Linked DNA regions of Mus musculus: region 1 is linked to region 2. A link is a loop called in an ENCODE intact Hi-C map of the cell type or tissue named here. Cell type or tissue: heart. All regions are shown on one strand.

The links. Hi-C counts contacts between places; a loop is a spot of excess contacts. Peaks named below come from ENCODE experiments on the same cell type or tissue, not always from the same donor. Only the 100,000 strongest peaks of a DNase experiment are listed, where the experiment ranks them.
Region 1: it touches region 2 in a loop (2.2-fold over the local background); 3 of 42 quality-filtered maps call a loop at or near these places.

What each region holds. Positions count from the first base shown.
Region 1 is chr14:27,404,058-27,412,057 of GRCm38, reverse strand. It overlaps Gm52095 (a long non-coding RNA gene), which reads left to right. Exons shown (of 4, transcript XR_003951011.1): 3 at 376-485; 4 at 5,896-6,176. Among named protein-coding and RNA genes, the nearest start is that of Gm34702, 7.8 kb to the right of the region's middle. In heart, no CTCF peak of the experiment used is centred here; DNase peaks (open chromatin) are centred at 3,647 and 6,487.
Region 2 is chr14:27,286,825-27,294,824 of GRCm38, reverse strand. It overlaps a transcript of Arhgef3 not described here. Among named protein-coding and RNA genes, the nearest start is that of Gm34754, 8.0 kb to the right of the region's middle. In heart, a CTCF peak has its summit at 3,329; no DNase peak of the experiment used is centred here; H3K27ac peaks cover 421 bases.

The sequences.
Region 1 (8,000 bases), 120 kb before region 2:
TGGTGGAACACAGAAAGGCCTGAGGGTTTGTGAAGTCCTGGGTGAAGGTGTGCTGTTGGTATGGTTACATCATGTCAAGAACTCTAACCTCAGACCATGGAAAAATGGCAAAGCCTTCACTGGGGGTGGGGGTGCTCAGAGGGGGTGCAGAAGCTTTGCGTTGGACCACATGTGGATGTTGGTAGTGTGTGCAGAAAATGTTCATCATAGCTTTCACCCCACATATTTACAGATAAAGACTGCTCCCTGACAGGGACCGACTGCTCCTTGAGATGAGCTAGCTCTCTTCTTGTTTGGCTGTATCTATAAACCCTGCTTCCTTGTTCATTTGTGTGTGATAACGCCACTTCCCCGCTGTTCAACTGTATATAATAGGTGCACCGGGCTTCCGGGGTGCAGTTTTACCAGCAGAGGACACAGTCAACCTGATGACAGCTTCGCTGCTGTATGTGTGTTTTGTCTTCATTCTCTTGCCACCCAGTCAGGTGAGTCCCCACAGCTGTGCAAGAATGCAGACAACTTCTGTATATTCTCACCCTGACCATATCATTTTACGTTGCTAGTAACAACCCACAGACTTTACAATTTCTCTATAGCCTGTGTAACACTAACTCGTTGTTCTCCCCCACCACGAGGTGTGCGTGCGTGTGCATGTGTTTAAACACCAGCCATCCTAAGGGATAGTAGTATGATGGCTTAATTTGCATTACACAAGGAGTCTGTGACACTGAGCATCTTTTCCTATGCTTGTGAGCTGTGGCTGGGTCTTTTGGTTTTAGGTTTAGGATAGGTGAACATCTTTTCATTGCTTATCTGCCAGGCGTGTATCTTCTTTGGTTAAGTATCTGTACAGATAACTTGTCCATTTTTTATTTTTTATATTTGTATTACGTGTGTGGTTTGTCTATATGTGCACCACATGCATGCCTGGTGCCTGCCAAGGTCAGAAAGGGGCATCAGATCCCCTGGAGCTGGAGTAATGGATGGTTTTGAGCTGCCATGTGGGTTATGGAACCCAGCCCTGGTCTTCCACAAGTGTCCAGTGCTTTTAATTGCTTGCGGATCTCTCTAGCCCACTTTGATGCTTTTTTTTTTTTTTTTTTTTTTTTTTTTTTTTTGGTTTTTTAAGACAGGGTTTTTCTGTGTAGCCCTGGCTGTCCTGGAACTCACACTGTAGACCAGGCTGGCCTCGAACTCAGAAATCCGCCTGCCTCTGCCTCCCAAGTGCTGGGATTAAAGGCGTGCGCCACCACACCCGGCTACTTTGATGCATTTTTTATATGTTTCTGTACATGTAGTTTACTGAGCTGCTTTGGATCTGTGGTTTAGAATTTCAAGTTTCGAATTGGAGTTATTCATTATTTCACTTTTTTCTTTTCTATTTTTATGCCCTCCTTATTTCATTAGAGATTCTTTCTACATGTAAACTAGGGTGCTTAAAGTTGCCCCAGCTCTTTTCATTAAAAAACAAACAGGGCTGGTGAGATGGCTCAGTGGGTAAGAGCACCTGACTGCTCTTCCGAAGGACTGAAGTTCAAATCCCAGCAACCACATGGTGGCTCACAACCACCCGTAATGAGATCCGATGCCCTCTTCTGGTGCGTCTGAAGACAGCTACAGTGTACTTTACATATAATAAATAAATAAATCATTAAAAAAAAAAAACAAAAAAACAAACAAACAAAAACCGGGGTCTTCTGTATTTGGATATTTTGTTGCCTTTTCTACTAACATTTTCTTCTGCAACATCTTGTCTCCTCTTAACCCATATACTGCACTTTCTACCTCATTCATGGTAGTTTTCATTTGTAGAAATCTCTCTTTCTCTCTCCCTTCCTCTCCTTCCCTCCTCTTCTCTTTGAGACAGGGTTCCTCTGTGTAGGCCTGGCTATTCTGGAACTCACTCTGTAGACCAGGCTGGCTTCCAATTTTAGAAATCCACCTGCCTCTGCCTCCTTAGTGCTGGGATTAAAGGCGTGTGCAACTACTGCCTCGTGAAATCTTTTTGATATTATGTTTCAATATTAAAAATGTGGAATAGCTAGTCCTTTGGTTTTTTTTGAGTTTTGTTGTTTGTTTGTTTGTATTTACTGTGGGCATGAGGTATGGGGGTTGGCTTTGTCTTTCCATCACAGGTTCTGGCTCAGGCCACAGGGCTGGTGCTGCAAGTGCTTCTTATCAGCTGCTTTCTTGCCAGTCCACCGGCAACCGCAGGTTTAATGCCCTTATCTGCCAGTGAGTTTGTCTTTGTATTTTTTTTTTCTGTCTGTGCCTTGGAATCGTTGAATCATCAACATTGTGGACTTTAATGAGAGATGCTGGGTACTTTTGTATTTTTATATTCCTAGGCCTTCCTTTGGGGTGCAGTAACTTGGAAACAGTTAAAGTCTTTTTGGTCTTTAAGACCTGTCCAGCAGTATCATAGTGTTTAAGGCTAATTATTTCTCTACTCCTGAAGCCAGAGTCTTCTGAATAATTCACAGTGATCTCTAGACTATGGTATTTTCCTAGGTTGGTTTGTGAGGACAGACATGATTCCCAAAACCATGAGCTCTTCCTCATTGTCTTGGATAGATAGATGGTCTTCAGAGTTCCGTGCGTGCGTCTTGACATCAGTGCTCTGGTCACTGTTCTTCTGAGTCTATGAGGGACATCTCCAGGTTGTCTCTCCACACTGTGCTGGTATGCTTGGATCTTGCACATCTTTCATGAGCTCTCAGGTAAAAGATTTAGTTTACAGTGCAGTACTGTTCAGAGATGAGGTTTTGGGACGTTCGATGAGGCAAGGGTCTAATCTCATGAATGGGTTCATAAGATTCAGAATTTGAAAAGAAAATATGTGTATGCATGTGTCTGTGTGGATATGTGCAGGTGCGTGCTCCTATGAGTGCACAGAGGCCATAAGGGGATACCGGATTGTTGTGAGCTGGAGTTATAAGCTCCTGACTTATTATGTGGCACTGGCTCTGAACCTGACTCCTCATGATCGCACAGCAAACTCAGCAAGTGCTCTTAGCTTGCTCTCTCCGGTGATGAATGCTTTGTTTTTCTTGAGACAGGTTCCTTTTCTTTAAAAATTAAAAAAAAAAAAAATCTGCATATAGATGTTTTACTGCATATGTCTACATACCAGGTGTGTGCCTGGACAAGGCCAGAAAGGAGAATCTGATCCCCTCGACCTGGAGCTCTAGACGTTCATTAGCTACCATGTGGGCGCTGGAATAGAGTCTGGGTCCTCGAAAGAGCAGCTAATGCTCTTTTCCGCTGAGCTACCTCGCCAACCTCTCGAGGCAGGTCTATGTAGCCTTCGCTTACCTGGTACTTGAAATATAGTTCAGGTTGGCCTTGAACTCACAGTTCTCCTACTTTCACCTCCCAAGTGTTTCATGATCCCAGGCTTCTGCTACTACCCCTGGCTTAGATTCTGAACCTTTTAGGTAAGTTAGTCACAGAGTAATGGCAGTTTCATACCCTCTTACTTGTCTTCCTCCGAAGTCTTCCCTTTGGCACCTATATCACAAATTCAGTCTCTACAGATGTGGAGTCTATCTATCTGCTGTCAGGGCCTGGGGACACCAGCAGGTCACTGGGAGTGGCCGCCTTTGAAGGCTGTATTGTGTTCCTTGGTTCTTCCTGTCTCCCTTTTCTGGCTGCCACAAGATGTGCAGCGCCACTTTCCTGTTTACTTGCACTGTGATGGCCTGCCAAGCTTGTCTCAGGTACCAAAGAATGGGGGTAAATGACCAAGACTGAAAGCCATGAGTCAAATTTCTTCTTAAATTGTTCCTCTCTGGCATTTTGTCATAACAATGCAAACCTCACACAAGTAGATACTTTTTAGTCTCCCAGAATTCTCAGATCCAGGTTTTTTTTAAAAAAAAAGAATTAATTTTATGTATATGAGTACACTGTAGCTGTCTTCAGACACACCAGAAAAGGGTATCAGATCCCATTACAGATGGTTGTGAACTATCATGTGGTTGCTGGGATTCGAACTCAGGACCTTTGGAAGAGCAGTTCATGCTCTTAAGCACTGAGCCATCTCTCCAGCCCCTCTACCAGGTTTCTTACCCTAGAGGTCTCTGGATGGTGACTTCCTTAGCTTTATCTGGTCCAGAAGGTATTTTGCTTCTGTTTTTGAAAGATTTTCTTTTACCTTAAAAAACTGCTCATCCACAACGACAGGAAGCAAACAAATATCTCAGAATTGTTTTGAAGCCATTCATACTTTGAACCCAACATGGTGGCGCACGCCTTTAATCCCAGCACTTGGGAGGCAGAGATAAGCGGGTTTCTGAGTTCAAGGCCAGCCTGGTCTACAGAGTGAGTTCCAGGACAGCCAGGACTATACAGAGAAATCCTGTCTTGAAAAACCAAAATAAATAAATAAATAAATAAATAAATAAATAAATAAAATAAAAATAGAAGTTGAGGATGTAGCTCAGTGATGTGAGTACTCACCTACTGTTTGATCCCAGTGTTAATACATGCAGAAAAACCCAATTTAAAAGTGCATATATGAAGGCTAGGTGTGCTGCTCACTATAGTGCTGTAATGTAGTCAGAGCCAGGAGAGTTGCTCCAAGCTCAAGATCAGTCTATTCTCTACAGCAAGTTCGAGATGAGTGTGGAAAACACAGTGAGACCCTTTCTCCAAAGGAAATACACACACACACACACACACACACACTCCCTAGCGCAACCCGATGAACAACAACAACAACAACAAAATTCCTGATTCTCTTTATTGAGAAGGCTCCTAAAAGTATGTACACATATATCAAAACTAAAGAGGCTCCCGCCCAAGGGTTCACCTTTGCTTTTTCTTTTAGCATGTACTAAGCAATGGGTTCCTCTGTGGCAAGAATTTTGTGTGTATGCCAATGTGCTGGCCCATGAGAAGTCCAGAGGGTGACATCAGGTTGGCTGCCTTCCTCTGCTGTTCGCCACCTGAACTTTCAAAGCAGGACCTCTCATTTGGTCTAAACTTCCACATGTCGGCTAGACTGGCTGGCAAGTGAGCCCTTGGGGTCCGCTCATTTGCAAACCCCCTCCCCAGGTGCTGAGGTACAGACACATGCTCTCACATGCTCACCTCCCGAGTGCTAGGATTTTCCATGGATGCTGCGGATCTGAACTCAAGTCCTGATGCTTGTACGGCAAGCCCTTTAAGACCGAGCCAACTCTCCCTGTCCCTCATTGTGACATTTCTTCAAATACAGGTGTATGTGTATACGTGTGTGTGTGTGTGTGTGTGTGTGTGCAAGTGGAGGCCAGAGAACAACCCTGGGTGTCATCCCCGGGCACACTCTCCACCTTCCCTGACACAGTCTCTGATTAACCAATTAGGTGGGCTCCAAGGATCCCCCTATCTCCTCCATCTTCCCAGTCTGGAACTACAAGATCATGCCATGTCACCTTGCAAGTGTAGTGTATTCTGAGGATCACATTAAGTCTCCATGCTTGCAAGACAGGTACTTTACCAATGGAATATCTTCCCTGCTCCCTTGTATTCATACATGAATATAATGTACTTTGGTCATATTCATACTGTTACCCTTTTGGGTCCCCTTCCCCATCACATTCTGTATCTCAAATATTCCCCCCACCATGTATGTATGTTATGACAGGGTCTCATGCAACAACTTTACAATGTAGAATCACATGGGAAAAGGGAACCTTAATTGAAGAACAGCTTTGATCAGATTGACCTGTGGCCATGTTTATGGTAAATTGTGTTCACTGATAATTAGTGGGGGGCAGGGAGACCCAAGCCCACTATGGGTGGCACCATTCCCTTTGGCAGGGAGATACATTAAAAAGAAAAAGAAAAAGCTGGCTGAGCATAAATCAGTGAGTGGACCAGTAAAGATCATTCTTCCATGGTTTGTTTCAGTTCCTGCCTTGACTTTCCTTGATGGGACTGTAACCTGAAACTGTAAGTAGAAATAAACCCTTTCCTCTCCAAGTTGCTTTCGGTCATGGTATTTATCACAGCAACAAAGGAAACTAGGCTACCCCTTGATAAACCGCTCTGTCTAGGTAGGCCTGTTGCTGACTGGGAGAACCACCAACATTCCTGAAGAAAAAAGGTGTGATGTAAGGAGCAGTGACATTGTTAAAACTGTCTGCCTACACAGACTTGAGGGGTAGTGACCTCTTCTCAAGGTGGCCTTGCTCATGTGGGGCTTCTGATCCTGATGACGTTAAGATCCCTATAGACAGCTCTGGGTTTGGGGAACTGTCTTCCAATTCTGCATGTCCATTCTCTAGAACCAGGTGGTGCTCTAGATTTGGGGAAGTAAAAAAAAAAAAAAAAATGGGTGCATAGAGAACATAAAGTTGAACAGGCTGCTCACCGAGATGGGCTGTAGCATCCTGTAACAACCACGAAGTTTGCATTCTTAGCAGCTGGAGACTTCTGGCAATGGAAACTAAAGCAGTCAGTGGCAGTGACCACAAGCCAGAAACTGAAACCACACTCTAATTCTGCACAAGATTGCCAGCCCCGGCTGTTTTCATTGTGTCTTGACTACAAGGATTACATCTAGTTGCATGTACTATAACAGCCTCAGAGCAGACTGAAGCCCATGTAGCCTGCCGCCACTTGTACTAACTCTCAAAATGTCAGCACCAACAACTAACCTTCTAGCAAAGATACAGCGCCTAGAGTCAACAAGCCAATGCCACTCTAGAAACAAAATGTGGAGACTGTCCAAAATGTCTCTGAAGCATGGGCAAAGGGAGACCAGAGAACAAAGCAGACGGGTTTTCTTTTTCTTTCACTTTCTCCCTTCCTTTCTTCCTTCCTCCCCTTCCTCACTCCCTTCCTTCCTTCTTTCTTTTTTTCTTTTTTTGTTTGTTTTTCGAGACAGGGTTTCTCTGTGTAGCCCTGGCTGTCCTGGAACTCGATCTGTAGACCAGGCTGGCCTCGAACTCAGAAATCCACCTGCCTCTGCCTCCCGAGTGCTGGGATTAAAAGCGTGCGTCACCACGCCCGGCTCCTTCCTTCCTTTCTTTTTCATTTTGTGTGTGTGTGTGATATTTAACTATGTAGCTGACTGACCTGGTACTATCTAGCCCAGGCTAGCCATCAAATTAAAACAATTCTCTTGCTTCAACCTCTACGGTGCTGGGATTGCAGACAGAAAACTTGATATTTTTTCCCTTGAGAAAAACAAAACTGGACTTACCATCTATGTGAACGCTGTGCCAAATCTAGGAGTGGACAGTGTGTTAAAGGATATGGCAGACACATAAAGACAAAACTCGTCATTAACCTTACCGGACTAACATGCTGTTGGAAATGCTTGCTAAGATCTTTAACCTGTCCCGTCTTTCTATAGACAAAACAAGAGCCCTACTCTGTCAGAGAAATAAAACCATTTCAGTGAACAAGCAGACTAAAATTCCAGCGTAACTTAAAAATGAAACTTCCCTTCGCCCTTCCTTTTCCTTGTTGTTTCAAGATATGATCACACTATGCAGTCCCAGCTGGCCTGGAACTTGCTATACAGAGTAAGCTGACCTTGAACTTCAGGAGATCCTCCTGTCTCTGCGTCTTAAGGGCTGGAGTTACAGGTGTGCACCACTACCCCTGTTAGCTTCAAGTTCACCGTCAGTCACTTGTGTCCGCAGTGAGATGCAATGCTTCTTTTCTGTCACAGCTCTGACTAAGCTTTGTATAGGGCATAGATAAAGGTGAGTGAAGGGGCGAGGGGTGGCAAGATGGCTAAAATGGGGAGAGGTGCTTGCTGCTAATGCCAAGCCGGATGACCTGAGTTCCGTCCTCAAAACTCATACAGTGAAAGGAGAGAACTAAATACTCAGGTTGTCTTCAGACCTCCACTCAAGTGTGGCAGTACCTGTGTACTTACGTGCATGCCTCACACACACATACACTAAGTACACACAAGTGAATAAATGGTGTACACTAAGTATACATGGTAAAAGAAATCAGAGCAGAATGCTTGAGAAAACAGAAATGTATGTTCTGTAACA
Region 2 (8,000 bases):
AGATGGGTGATAGGATGTGTAAGGTAGGACACATTTGATTAGCTCAGATAAGGTGGGTGATGCATACTCTGAGAGAACTTTCTCCTTCATTGGCATTAAAAATATAAGAGGTTGGGGGCTGGAGAGATGGCTCAGTGGTTAAGGGCACTGCCTGCTCTTCCAGAGGTCCTGAGTTCAATTCCTAGCAACCACATGGTGGCTCACAACCATCTTTAATGGGATCCAATGCCCTCTTCTGGTGTGTCTGAAGACAGCTAAATATATTCATATAGATAAAATAAATAAATCTTAAAAAAAAATTACAAGAGTCTGGTGCAGCAGTCCACAAGGAAAGGAGCTGAAGGCGGTCTCTAGCTGACAACCAAGAAGAAGCTAACACCTTACAGTCATAAGGAACTGTTTGGAAACAGTCTTTACCCAGCCGAACCTTGGATGAGCTCACAATCCTACACAGTAACTTCAGTCCCACCTTGTGAGACCCTGAGGTGAAGAACGCAGTCAAGCCATGTCAGGCCCTCATCCATCGAAGCTGCATCATGACACAAGTGTGCTAGATTGAAACTAAGTTTGTAGTTACACTGTCATAGAAGACAAATGGATCACACTGCCCTCTGCTTCTCCAGCTGAATCAGGAGAGTGCACACGCTTGGATTTTTCAGCAACAAAAAGCAGAACTCTGATCACACCAGAGCCGATTCCTGAGGTGAGCCCTGTGTCAAACATCACCACAGAAGACACCACTACAGATGAACAGAGCTGTAGCTTGCATTTCTTTGTTTTGCTCTCTTCCCCCACCCCGCCCCCCTTTCTATTGTTGTTGTTCACCATGAGAAAGAACATACATTTTAATATAAAATGTTACTTCATTATCAGATGAACTTCCTGGGAGCTCTTCCTGACTTCCTAGTTCATTTACCAGCCGTCAGGGCTAAGCCTTCCTTCAGCCTTCTTGAACAGCTACCACAGAACATGTCCCTTTTCATGGCCCCTCATGGCCTGGAACATCAAAGGGCAGTTCCTTACAAGAGTAGGTTTGTTGATTGACTCAGTGGTATCAGTGAAGACATCAAGAGGAATCACACAGTACTGAAGTTAACTCATGACAAAGACTATCTTGGGCATCATCAGCTGCTTCCCAGTACCTGGAAAGATGCTTTCTGTGTGGTGGCTGCCCCACACCTCCACTGTGGAGCTGAATAAAAACACCATTGCTTTCTCTCCATGGCTCTGAGGCTCTCTGTTAACCCCAGTGGTCTCAGGTCTGACACTTGCACTACCGAAGAGAGAACCCCCGCCTTTCCAGGAACCATAATCCATCCAATATGTAATAATATTTAACAGCTACCAGGACAACACATAATCTAGGCAACAACCCTGGGATCCCCCACGTGGGTCCCTAACCATTCCTTTTTGGTTACAAACCTGGGAGCTTTGTCTGTGTTTCTCATTTAATTTTTATTTTATTTTTTTTTTTAAACTCAACTCCAGGGGGCTGGTGAGATGGTTCAGTGGGTAAGAGCACCGACTGCTCTTTCAAAGGTACTGAGTTCAAATCCCAGCAACCACATGGTGGCTCACAACCACCCATAATGAGATCTGATACCCTCTTCTGGTGCATTTGAAGACAGCTACAGTGAACTTATAATAATAAATAAATCTTTGGGCCGGAGCAAGTGGGGTTGGCCAGAGCAAGCAGAGGTCCTAAGTTCAATTCCCAACAATCACATGAAGGCTCACAACCATCTGTACAACTACAGTGTGTACTCATATACATAAAATAAATAAATCTAGCCGGGCGTGGTGGCACACGCCTTTAATCCCAGCACTCGGGAGGCAGAGGCAGGCAGATTTCTGAGTTCGAGGCCAGCCTGGTCTACAGAGTGAGTTCCAGGACAGCCAGGGCTATACAGAGAAACCCTGTCTCGAAAAAACCAAAAAAAAAAAAAAAAAAAAACAAAACAAAAAACAAAAACCCAAAACAAAATAAATAAATCTTTAAAAAAAAAAAACACCTCAACTCCATACCTCTAATGAACAGCACAATATAGAAACAATTGGAAGGAAGTCAATAAAACAGGGTGGAGGAAACGGATCGAATTAAAACACCAGATATGGTCTGTGTAGATGCTGGAAGTGGGGCTGAAAGGGTTAATCATTCGAGCAGATGAAAATGATGGGAGAAGCTGCGTTGTTTATTCAGGGTGCAGCCCCGATGGACGTGTGTGTGTGTGTGTGTGTGTGTGTGTGTGTGTGTGTGTGTCTGTCTGTCTGTCTGTCTGTCTGTCTGTCTGTATCTGTCTGTATCTGTCTGTATCTGTCTGTATCTGTCTGTATCTGTGTATCAGTGCACTTAGAACACAGGTGCGAGTGCACACGCTACGGCTGCTTTTGAACTGATTCCTATATGACAGGGAGTTATCTGCTGGAGGCGTGCAGTAAGGCTTGCTCCTGTACAAACTTCTCAGTCTCTTCCCCATGCAATCTCCAGTCTTGGCTTGAACCGTCATAGTGTTTCAGGGCCTTGTACCTTGCCCCTTCTCTTCCCTGTCAAAGCTCTAAAAGCCAAGAATCACTCACAATGGCAGGTGGCTCCCTGAGGTTCCCTCCCTCCAAAGCCTTCATTTCAACAAGGAGAATACCGGATAAGTATCACAAAATTGATTTATGCATTACTTACATGGGCACCACCTCACTAATGCCTAATACCCAGCAGGTAATAGGTACTCAGAAGTTACTGAATGGACAGGTAAACAAACTTGTGGCTCAGACCCACTGAACGTCATACAGTAAACCAGAAATGGAGCAGCAGGTGGGGAGCAGGCTATAACCCGGGCTTTCTGGTGGTACACCCAAGTCCCCTGCACACTCATGAAGACTCCTTTCCAAGGTGCTAAGGATCAGAATCTCAGACTCAGTACTGCCAGGGCCTTGTGTCTGCTTGGTACACACTCTACCATAGAGCTAACTGTCTCCAGAAGTTCAATGCCACAGACAGAAAATTCACCTGTGGCGGTCAGAGGACAACTTGTGGGGTCATGCTAGGCAGGGGTGGCATGTTCTCTAACCTACTGAAGCTCCCCACTGGCCTGAATCAGGAGAATCTGACTCGGGAGAAGAGTAATTTCCTCGCTTCCCAGAATTTACTCCATGAAGACAGTTTCTTTTGCCCCAGAAGCAGCCAGATCCTACCAGAACTGCGGCTTGATTCGAACTCTCAAATGTGCAAACCGCTACCTGAGTCCAGCCTCATTTTATACCGTCAGCTTATTTTTGCAACACACAGTGACCTCCTGTGCTCTCCAGGAAAAAGGCAGCATCCTGAGGCTGGAAAGGAGCCTTGCCTTCCTGACCTGGTCCCCGAGAGACTTACTTGTCTTTTTTTTTTTTTTTTTTAAAGATTTTATTTATTATTATAAATAAGCACACTGAAGCTGTCTTCAGACACACCAGAAGAGGGCATCAGATCTCATTACAGATGGTTGTGAGCCACCATGTGGTTGCTGGGATTTGAACTCAGGACCTTTGGAACATCAGACAGTGCTCTTAACTGCTAAGCCATCTCTCCAGCCCCGACTTACTTGTCTTTTACTTAGTCCTTGAAAGCAAGAAACTCTCAATGTTTAAGAAGCTGCGAAGTCCCTGGGGTCCGTTTGTCCCCCACTTATAATCACAGGGCTGCACACTGCGAGGGAGGGATGGCACAGAACCTGCCTTGGAGGACCTTGAGAGGTACCAGAGAGCCCCACACAGTGACACACACCACCATAGGACCCACAGGCATGCGCAAAGGGCAACCCAGACTCCTGCTGGTGGGAGGACCCCTCTGGTAAAAACCTGCAAGTGACGGCCTTCTTTGGAAGAAGCTTCCAAGAAAAACGTGTCTGTATCGCATTTGAGTACCTGGGGGTTATTTGTGGAATGAACGATAGGGCATCTAGAACTTCCTTTAAGACAGAGAAAACAATCAAGTGTGTGGCTATGGAACTGAGTGGAGAAAAACAGTCAGCTATGACACAGTTCATCAGGGCAGGTGGCCCGCATGTGCGACTCTATTATACTACTCTCTGCTGTGTAGGCCCAACGATTCCTAGAATAAACAAAAGGGAAATGTTTGGAGGATCCATTTTAAGTTGTGCTAACGCGAGCTCTGGTCTTGGGCAATTCATTTCATTCCTTGGGCCCTCAGTTTCCCCAGCTGTGCGGTGACTTGAATGTCTTCTGAAGATAGCTTTTTAAAGACTAAATGGTAAGATAAGATATACACAAAGGGCCCGGAACTATAATAACAGTAATAACACCTCTCTCTGCCATGAAAACACGGCAGAGCTTGACCATAGGTAGCGTATGATTTTTTTCCTCTAAGGCAAGCCATTCAGGGCAGCCCTGGAATGGGCGACCTAGGAGCCCAGAACTGAGCAATTACCATCCAGCCCTCCCAGCACCCTTGAGGTACCTATGGCTTTTCTGAAAGCTGAACTCAATACTAATTATTATCAGCAGGCCTCCAGTTCTTTCTTTAGTAAAACCACTCGGAGGGTTTTATTTTTATCTTAATTACACTGAATCAAGCGTCCTTCGCCTCCGGCTGATATGAAAGCCAACCTTTTATGAAGCAACTTTATTCTTCATGTTCCTGTAGATAAAAATAACACCTCAGTGCCCTGAACCTACAGAATCAGATTGGGGAGAAGGAAGAAGGCAGGAACTTACATAATTCTTCATTAGTCTATATGAACTGGTGACAATATTGGCTTATTTAAACTAAAATTATTGCATGTTCCATGAAGTTTTCTATAGCAAATTTGTACCTAATCTGACTCAGTGATCATCTGTGGATTGTAGAGTCAACAATTGGATCAACTGTCCACACGTCTGATGGTCTTGCCCTTTTCATCTGTAAAATGGGGACAGTGAGTGCTTCTCCACAGTAAAAGCTCAATATGGGTGTCAGAGAAATGGTTCAGTTGGCAAAGCATCCGCTAAGCAAGCCACGAGAACCTGGGTTCAGATTCCCCTCACCCATGTAAAATCTGGATAGGCAGTGGGTACTTATAATGCTCCCACTGTGGGGATGGAGTAGGAATAGAGACAAGAGGGTCTCTGGAGCTTGGTGGCCAGCCAGCCCATACAATTGGTGACCTCCAGGTTTAATGAGAGAACCTGTCTCAAACAATTAGGCAAAGGAGAACAACTGAAGATAACATTCAACATTCACCTCTGGCCTGGGCATGTGGACACACACATGCAAAACTGAACACATACATATAGCACACACACACACACACACACACACACACACACGTGCACGGCGGGGGGCAGGGGTATTGTTTTTGTACCTTAGTCTCAGCTCTTAGTCTAGAATCTAGAATCACACATGCCTCCCACAATGCCCTTGCAAGCACCTCAGAGATGACGCCATGTCAATTCTAGTGGCCCAAAATAGACGGTCCTTCTTCACCTCTGGGTGAAACAACAAGAAATTTAATTATCAGACAAAGAAAACACTCTTTCTATTTTTAGATTGAAACCCTCCAGCAGCGCAGAGCTGGAAGAATGTCTCTGAAAACATTTTTTTCTTTTAAATCTAGGTTAACTGTTTCTAGAATTTGGAAGACAATGTATTCTAAAAATACTACCTCTGCATTCATCTTCCTTGACGCTCCCTGAAAAGTGGCCTTTCACTCTGCTGGGTCACGGAAGGGTCTTTAGACAAGCCTGTCTCAGGGTTGTTCATCTTAGCTATTCTGGCTCAATGTCCAAGTGAACACACTTTGTCCATTTCCTGGGTTTGAATCCACCTTCCTTCCCCATCCCTAAGGCACTGCCATACAATCAGAAATGCCTTTAACCCTTCTCTGTCTTTTGTTTTGTCTTGTGGATGTAGGATCTCACTCTGTAGCCCAGGATGCCCTCAAATGTCCAATCCTCCTGCCTCAGTCTGAATGCTAGACTACAGGCATATGCCCCCATGCTTGATTCTGGCTTCTAATTGATGGTTTCCCAAGCCATCAACCACCACACACAGAGAAAAGGAACTCTAACTCCTGGAATTTGGAACAATATTGGTAATCCCTATTTAGTGAAAGGGTTGCTCACCAATTAAGAAAAGATAAAGTTTTTTTTATTTGGAACTTAAGGCAAGTTTCAATTTAAAATCAGGGAAACTGAGGCACAAAGAGGCCAAGGAACTTGTTTACGATGCTGCTGCTTTTGAGAACTTGGGTGGGGTGAAACTCATTTTGTATCATCTCTTCTCTTCTCTACACCTTCTGGTGGGGATGTTCCCTCCGATTCCACCTAAGGACCACGTGCCAGCCAAGGTGCTTATGGGTCCTCCAGGTCCCTGCCTTCTCTCTGCCTGCAGGTGCTCCATCTCCTCCTACTACTCTCAGCTCTGCTTAGTCCTCTCACCACAGTCCTACCCCAGGATCTCAGATTCTGCCCTGACAGTCACTCTGCTCTGTCTTTCTGTCCTCTCCTGAACAGTCTCTAGCCCCTCCTACTAGGGTTCCCTTGTGTTAGTTAGCCCAGTGGTTTTCAACCTAGGGGTCAAATATAAGATATCCTGTATATCAGATATGTATACTACAATTCATAGCAGTAGCAAAATTACAGTTATGTGGTATAGACAAAATAATTTTATGGTTAGGGATCACCAGAACATGAGGAACTGCATTAAAGGGTCACAGCATTAGGAAAGTTGAGAACCACTAACGTTTAGTCCTCTCTTCTCTTTCCTTTTATTCCCCCCAAGATAGGGTTTCTCTGTGTGGCCCTGGCTGTCCTGGAACTCACTCTGTAGACCAGGCTGGCCTTGAACTCAGAGAGCCTCCTGCCTCTGCCTCCTAAGTGCTGGGATTAAAGGCGTGCGCCACCACCACCTGGCTCTTCATGTTATTATTATTATTACTATTATTATTAAAAAACAAACTTTATAAGCATTATATAATTTTGGTAGAAAAATCAGGAGTTACAGAGACGCAAAAGGAAGAAAACTAAATTAGCCAAAGCCCATCCCAAGAGATGAGGTTGTCACAAGTCACTGGAGATTTTTTTTTTCTTTTACACACTAATGTTACAGTGTCCACTATTTATCTATGAAGTTGTTTTGTTTTTAAGAATTATGTTTTACTTTATGTATATGAGTGTTCTGCCTGTGTGTATATATGTGTACCATTCACATGCCCAGTGCCTAAAAGAATGGGTCAGATCCCCTGGAGCTGGAGTTACAGATGATCGTGAGCTGCCATGTGGGTTCAGCTGGGAACTGAACCTCGGTCCTCTGAAGAGTAGCCAGTGCTCTTAGCTGTTGAGCCATCTCTTCTGCCCCTGAAGTTTTGTCTTGTTTTTCAGGGTCAATGTGAGGCAAATGAGGTCACATTTCTTCTGGTCAAACAGAGACCTTCAGTATCACCAGCAGTAACCAGCCTTGTGGATTTGGTACCTGGGCCCTGCTACCTTGTCTCCTCCTGAAGAGCAGTCATGGCAGAAGGCCTGAATCTTCCCAACATGACGCATTTAGGTTTCACCCTAACATATCTCAGGCCCAGCCTTCCAGCAGGGAAGTCCCACACCTGGGAGCAAAGATTGGGGACATGGGTTTCTTCTGCAGAAACAAGGGCTATCCTCTGTGCTGAGGGTCTCCAAGGTCCCTGACCTACCTAAGCCTTGCAGCTTTGCTCTGTTGGCTGACTTAGCTCAAGGGGAGCAGACTTTGAGTACCTGTTTCCCCAGATTCTTCCTCAGGCAACTTCTTGGGGTCCATATAAAAAAGAACCTGCCAACTCACCACCCTGGGACTTAACTCTGTCACTGTACGGGTTCCCAGGATGCACAGCTGCAATTGTCTGGCCCCACACTTCTCAAATGCACCACCAGACAGCTCCATACCAGTGCTCTTTCTCTTCTGTGAATCAGCACCATGGCTCCTCGGTTTTCCTTCCATTTGATAATGGTTATAAACCTGAATGGGATTGTTCCGAGTTGCTTCATGAGCTTTA